2 separate regions of the Mus musculus genome follow, and region 1 is linked to region 2. A link is a loop called in an ENCODE intact Hi-C map of the cell type or tissue named here. Cell type or tissue: gastrocnemius. All regions are shown on one strand. Links, peaks and the distances in the headings refer to the core of each region. The heading gives the core; the rest is flanking DNA.

Region 1 (2,916 bases), core at 324-2,823, 140 kb before region 2:
ATTGGAGTTATGGATGGCTATGAATCACTATGTGGATGCCGAGAGTCAAAGCAGGTACTACACAGATCAAGTTCTCTTAACTGTTAAGGCATCTCTACAGCTCCCCAATATCGCTCCCCCACCCCCAAAATAAGTCTTCTAAAAAAGATCAGAACAGAAACTGGAACTAGAGCCCCTTAATGGAGAGAAGAAAGCAGAGACCAAGTAAAAGAATAGGTCAATTAATCTGCAAGAACCAGGTTAATCTAAGCACTCAGGAAGCCAAGGCACGAGGATTACCAAAAATTCAACTGTAGCTTGAGCTACACAGTGCAACAAGTACCAGGCCAGCTAAGGCCATTCAACAAGGCCCTGTCTCAAATACAACCATAAAGTGTTAAGAAGATACCTTAGTTGGTAGGATGCTTGCCTAGCAAGCACAAAGTCCTCAAGTCCTATGTTAAATTCCCTAAATGACCTGGGCATGATGATATATTTCTATAATCTCACAACTCCAGCAGAGGTGGAAAGATCATAAATTCAAGGCCATTCTCAGCTACACGGGAAACTCAAGGCCTAACTGGGTGATGTGAGACCTTTTCTCAACCAACCAAACAACCAACTAACTTCTGAGTTCAGCTCTTACTAAACAGATACTTTTTTTTTATCCCCTCCCTAGGCTCCTGCCTCCTCCATAACCCTCATAGAGAACTCCCTTCCTTAACCCAGTTCCTTCTCCCTAGGCTGTGTAGAGTGCCTGCCTAGAACACAGAGACCCTGACTGTACTCCAGGGTCCTCAGAAACTGGTAAGGAATGCAAAAAACAAGGCAGTATCTAACTACAGTAGAGATAGTAGCTTAACTCAGAAGCCTGACTTCCTAAGCGTGATCCCTAAACCTATATTAACTCTAACTCAGATTTCTAAGGAAAAGGGAAGGATAAAGATTTAGCAGCCTGTAACACCATACTCTGGTAAGACTTTTACTTTATTTTCATTTTGGGGAGCTTTTTGAGACAGGTTCACATTTGGTAGCTCAAGTTGTCTTAGAACTCAGTAGGCAGCCCAGGGTCCATAGCACCCAGCACTCCCAAGTACTGAGAGAACAGGCATGAGCTAAAGAGCTTTGGTATTCTTTTTTTGGGGGGTTTTTTGTTTTTTGTTTTTAATTTTTTTTTTTAGATTTATTTATTTATTTATTATATGTAAGTACACTGTAGCTGTCTTCAGACACTCCAGAAGAGGGAGTCAGATCTTGTTACAGATGGTTGTGAGCCACCATGTGGTTTCTGGGATTTGAACTCCGGACCTTCGGAAGAGCAGTCGGGTGCTCTTACCCACTGAGCCATCTCACCATCTCAGCGGTTTTTTTGGTTTTTCGAGACAGGGTTTCTCTGTATAGCCCTGGCTGTCCTGGAACTCACTCTGTAGACCAGGCTGGCCTCGAACTTAGAAATCCGCCTGCCTCTGCCTCCCGAGTGCTGGGATTAAAGGTGTGCACCACCACCAGCTGGCTGAGCTTTGGTATTCTTAATGACTGATTACATATTAAATGGCTATATAAGAGTACAATCAGCTGGACATCGTGAACATGCCTGTAACCCCAGTCCTTGCAAGGCTAAAGAAAGCTGCGCTTTAAGCTCCTGAGTAATATAGGATGAAAAATCTCAAAGAACAAGAATAAAGTCACCCCCATTCTGAATCCCATTTTAAAAAAATCTAAAACCCTCGCCTGGTACTGGGGCTATAGAGACGGCTCCGGGATTAACAGTGCTTGTTGACAAGAGTTCAGTTCCCAGAACTGACAACAGATGGCACCCAACTACACGTAAGTGCAGCTGCAGGGAACCTGATGCCTTTCCCTGGCCTCCACAAGCTCGCACTCTCACTTATGTATGTATACACACACACACACACCACACCCCCCACTCACACAAACACACAAATAAAAATCAAATTAAATCTTCAGAAAAAAGAAAAAGATGTCAGGCATAGTAATCCCAGAACTTTGGAAGCTCAACTATTGCCTGAGCTGAGTTCCAGGTCAGCTCAGGCTACATAGAAAGATCTTGTCTGGGAAAAAAAAAAAAGAAGAGAGGGGATACTGGTGGTCAGAATGTACTCCTCCCATGGATGAAACTGCCAAACAATTTAATTTAAAAGTTCAATTAAGGGGCTGGTGAGATGGCTCAGCAGGTAAGAACACTGACTGCTCTTCCAAAGGTCCTGAGATCAAATCCAAGCAACCACATGGTAGCCCACAACCAACCGTTATGAGAGCTGATGCCCTCATCTGGTCCATCTGACAGCTACAGTGTACTTAAGTACTTATAATAATAAATAAACAAATCTTAAAAAAAATGTTCAATTAAAACCTTATTCATAATTCTTGTCTATACAGTTATCCCAGTAACTTCTCAAGTTCTGAACTATGCTCCTAACTCCAAAATGTGCACTTGGGAAAGGCCAAGGTCTCAATAAGCCCGCTGTGCAGGAGATGTGACCACAGTATGCTGAGGTAAGTAATATACTGAGACTCAGCTTAGGCCTGGAAACAAAGAGGCTCCAACACCACCATAAGACTCTGCTCCTTAGTAACCCTGAGTCCCTCCTTAGTTAGCTGGAAAAACTAAGGGCTCATATTGTCCCTTCCTCCCTCATCTCTTCACTATCTTCATCCTCACCAGGAACAATAATGCAGCTTATTGTTGGAAAAACTCAGGGCCCGTCTTGCAAATCCCCCCTTCTCCCTGGCAGAGATTCAACAAGTCTCCCCTCCTTTTCCCAATCCCTCACCTGACCAGGCTCACTCTTCCATGTCCCCAGACCAATCAGAGGCATCTTCTGTCCAGTGTGCAGGAGGACACTGGAGGCCGTCATTGTCCCCTAAGACACAGACAGGAAACAAATGGTGAGGAGGTTAGCACTGCTCGGAGCC
Region 2 (2,916 bases), core at 101-2,600:
TCTCCCTACCTCTGCTTCCCAAGAGCTGAGACTAAATGTGTGCACCACTATGCCTGGCTTCACTGAAGTTTTTTTTTTTTTTTTTTTAAACAGCTCTTCAAAGATAGTAAATTCAGAGATCAGCTGAAAAGAAGCAGGTTTTGGTATAGATAAAATTGACATATGTATCATTTAGCAGTTACTGGACATTTAACTGAAATACATATAACTCTCACTTGAGAGGTAAGGCAAGAAGATCAAGAATTCAAATTAATTCTCAGCTGTCTGGCAAATCTGAAGTAGCCTAGGCTGGAGAGATCCTGCCTCAAAAAAAAAATTAAAATGTTAAAAGTTCTGTAAGGTATTTAAGTATCTTGTCAGTATTGGCTTGTTCCATAGGAGAACCCAAGGGGATTTGCCTGTGAAAAATTGAATGCACAGCATGTGTGATTCCCGTCCAGGGAAGCTGACCAGGCCAATACAGCTGTTCTTGGCTTTCTTGCAGAGGGATTTGTTCAGAGGCTGCACAGCTGAGTCTGCACTGGGAGTTGCTTATGGGGAAGTGAACGTTCCTGCTAATGGGGCACACAGTGTTTAGCAACCTAGAAATCTTCCTTGTTGGCAGATCTTAAACTTCCTTGCTTCATACATGCATGCATGGGTCTTGAGACATCGAGAAGTTGTGGTTTTTGAGGGCTCATGGGCTTATAAGCCCCACCAGCGAGTTCTCCAGCATCAGGCAAGGCAAATGGACTGTGGAAAAAAATAAATTCTTTTTTGTTTCCCTCCCTGGATCTCATTTCTACTTTTCCATCCTGCCGAGGGAAGCCAGAGTCTGTTAGTCACTGAGTCCTCGTCCTGCCTCCTCTTCTCTCTGCTCCCCCTTCTGGCTGTGGATTTACTTTTTCCCTCCCTCTCGTCCTGCCTTTCTTTTTAAACAGGATCCTTCTATGTCATTCATGCTGGCTTTGGATCTTATCTTGCCTTAGCCTCCCAAGTATTACAAGTATAAACTTGAGCCACCACACCCAGCTAAGGTGACTTTCTTGGGTGTTGACACATATTTGTAAATATGTGTTTCTCTGAACCAAAACCAAGAGTCTTACCATGACCAGGCCTTCAGAAAATACAAATACACATAGTCTTAGTTTCTTCTGCCTGACATTCAGCCATGTATGTAATGTGAGTGGTTCCTGAAGATGAGCCTTCCATGCCATGCTGCCACCATGTCAAAGAAGTGAACTGTTTCTTTAGATGTTTAGCTTTTAGATGTTTTGCCGGCACGATCAGTCCCATTTCTTTTCAGTCTAGGCACTTCTGGTCTGAATTTGGGCAGATTCACCCAGAGTGAGAAGTTGTGGTGTTAATGCTTTCCGTATACCGCTGTAAGATTTCCAAGGTGGATCACAAAGAGGGTTAAGCAGGCTAACAGGCTTTCCTTATGAGAAATTATTTTCAGCTGTTCTTTCTGCCTTGCCAAGCCTGCTCTGCTTCCTATAGGAGATCTGATGATGCTCTGTACGGTGCTGCCCCCTACTGGTTCTTTTTGATGCTTCTGTCACCATGTTCTTTTAAACAAACAAAAAGATTGTGAGTTAGGCAGGTCAGGTATGCCTACCTGGTATATGGGGAAATTGAAGCACAACTGGCCTTACTTGTTGATTTGTTTTTCCAAAATGAAACCATTCATAGAAGGCATAATTGAACTAAAATTCAATTTAAATCTCTTGTCTGTTTTACCATTAGTACTCTAGTCCTTGATAAGTTCAGTATCATATTCTAAAAATTAAGGTACTCACTTGTAGAATTCATCCTTTTTTTTTCTCCATTGGAAAGAGGATGGAGATAATGGATCTTGAAAGGGTTGAGTAAATTCTTTTTAAAAGATTGATTTATTCATCTATTTTACCTCTATGAGTGTTGTGTCTCTATACCAGAAGAGAGCATCAGATACAGATGCAACATGTGGTTCCTGGGTATTGAACTCAGGATCTCTGGACGAGAAGTCAAGTGTCCCTAACCACTAAGCCATCTCTCCAGCCCAAGTGAATTCATTTTTGAGTTCCTGTCCTGCGTGGCGTTCTCTCATTCAAATGCTATGACCACTGACTCCTTGTATAATGCATGTAGTTGTAGAAAGATGTACTCTGGAGCCAGACTCTATAATCTGCCTGATTCTGCCTTTAATATAATAGAATAATCTGAACCTTTAAATGTCAAACTCTGAAACTGGGAACACCTTTGATCCCAAACATTTCAGAAGAGGGATGCTCAGCCCATGTGGATCTATCTTGTAGGATTGTTGTGTAGATTAAATGAAATAAGGCATATAAAAATTTTAGAGATTGATGGCTCAGTGATTAAGAGCACTGACTGCTCATCCAGAGGTTCTGAGTTCAATTCCCAGCAACCACATGGTGGCTCACAACCATCTGCAATGGGATCCGATGCCCTCTTCAGGTATGTCTCAAGACAGCTATAGTGTACTCATATAAATAAAATAAATAAATCTTTAAAAGAAAAAACATACAAAAAAAAATAGAGCAAGCAAAAAAGTATATTTACGTATAGACCACAACAACCAACTTTCTTTTTTTTTTTCAGTTTATTGATTTTTATTTTATGTGTAGTATGCCTGCATGTATGTTTGTGTGAGGCTGTCAGATCTTTGAGTTACATACAGGTGTGAGCTGCCATGTGGGTGCTGAGAACTAAACCCAGGTCCTCTGGAAGAGCAGTCAGAGCTCTCAACCTCGGAACCATATCTCCAGCCCCAACAACAAAATTTTCATTGAATATTTATACATAATGCCTATACAACATTTAACACTCCTAAAGGGTTTTTTGTGTTTGTTTTAAAAGATTTATTTATTTTATGCATATGAGTAGACTGTCGATGTCTTCAGACACACCAGAAGAGGGCATCTGATCACATTA

The links. A loop is a pair of places that touch in the nucleus more often than their neighbours do. Peaks named below come from ENCODE experiments on the same cell type or tissue, not always from the same donor. Only the 100,000 strongest peaks of a DNase experiment are listed, where the experiment ranks them.
Region 1: a loop joins it to region 2, with 5 times the contacts of the local background. A loop is called at or near these places in 3 of 42 quality-filtered maps.

Annotation. Positions count from the first base shown.
Region 1 is chr4:116,642,730-116,645,645 of GRCm38, forward strand. Akr1a1 (aldo-keto reductase family 1, member A1 (aldehyde reductase)) reads right to left here. Exons shown (of 9, transcript NM_021473.3): 2 at 2,775-2,864. The coding sequence starts at 2,858. Among named protein-coding and RNA genes, the nearest start is that of Akr1a1, 7.5 kb to the right of the region's middle. In gastrocnemius, for the core only: a CTCF peak has its summit at 1,780 (motif pointing right); a DNase peak (open chromatin) is centred at 1,790.
Region 2 is chr4:116,787,659-116,790,574 of GRCm38, forward strand. All of the region lies in intron 4 of Tesk2 (testis-specific kinase 2), which reads left to right. Among named protein-coding and RNA genes, the nearest start is that of Toe1, 18 kb to the right of the region's middle. In gastrocnemius, for the core only: CTCF peaks have their summits at 865 (motif pointing left) and 1,514 (motif pointing left); a DNase peak (open chromatin) is centred at 1,508; H3K4me3 peaks cover 691 bases; H3K27ac peaks cover 1,115 bases.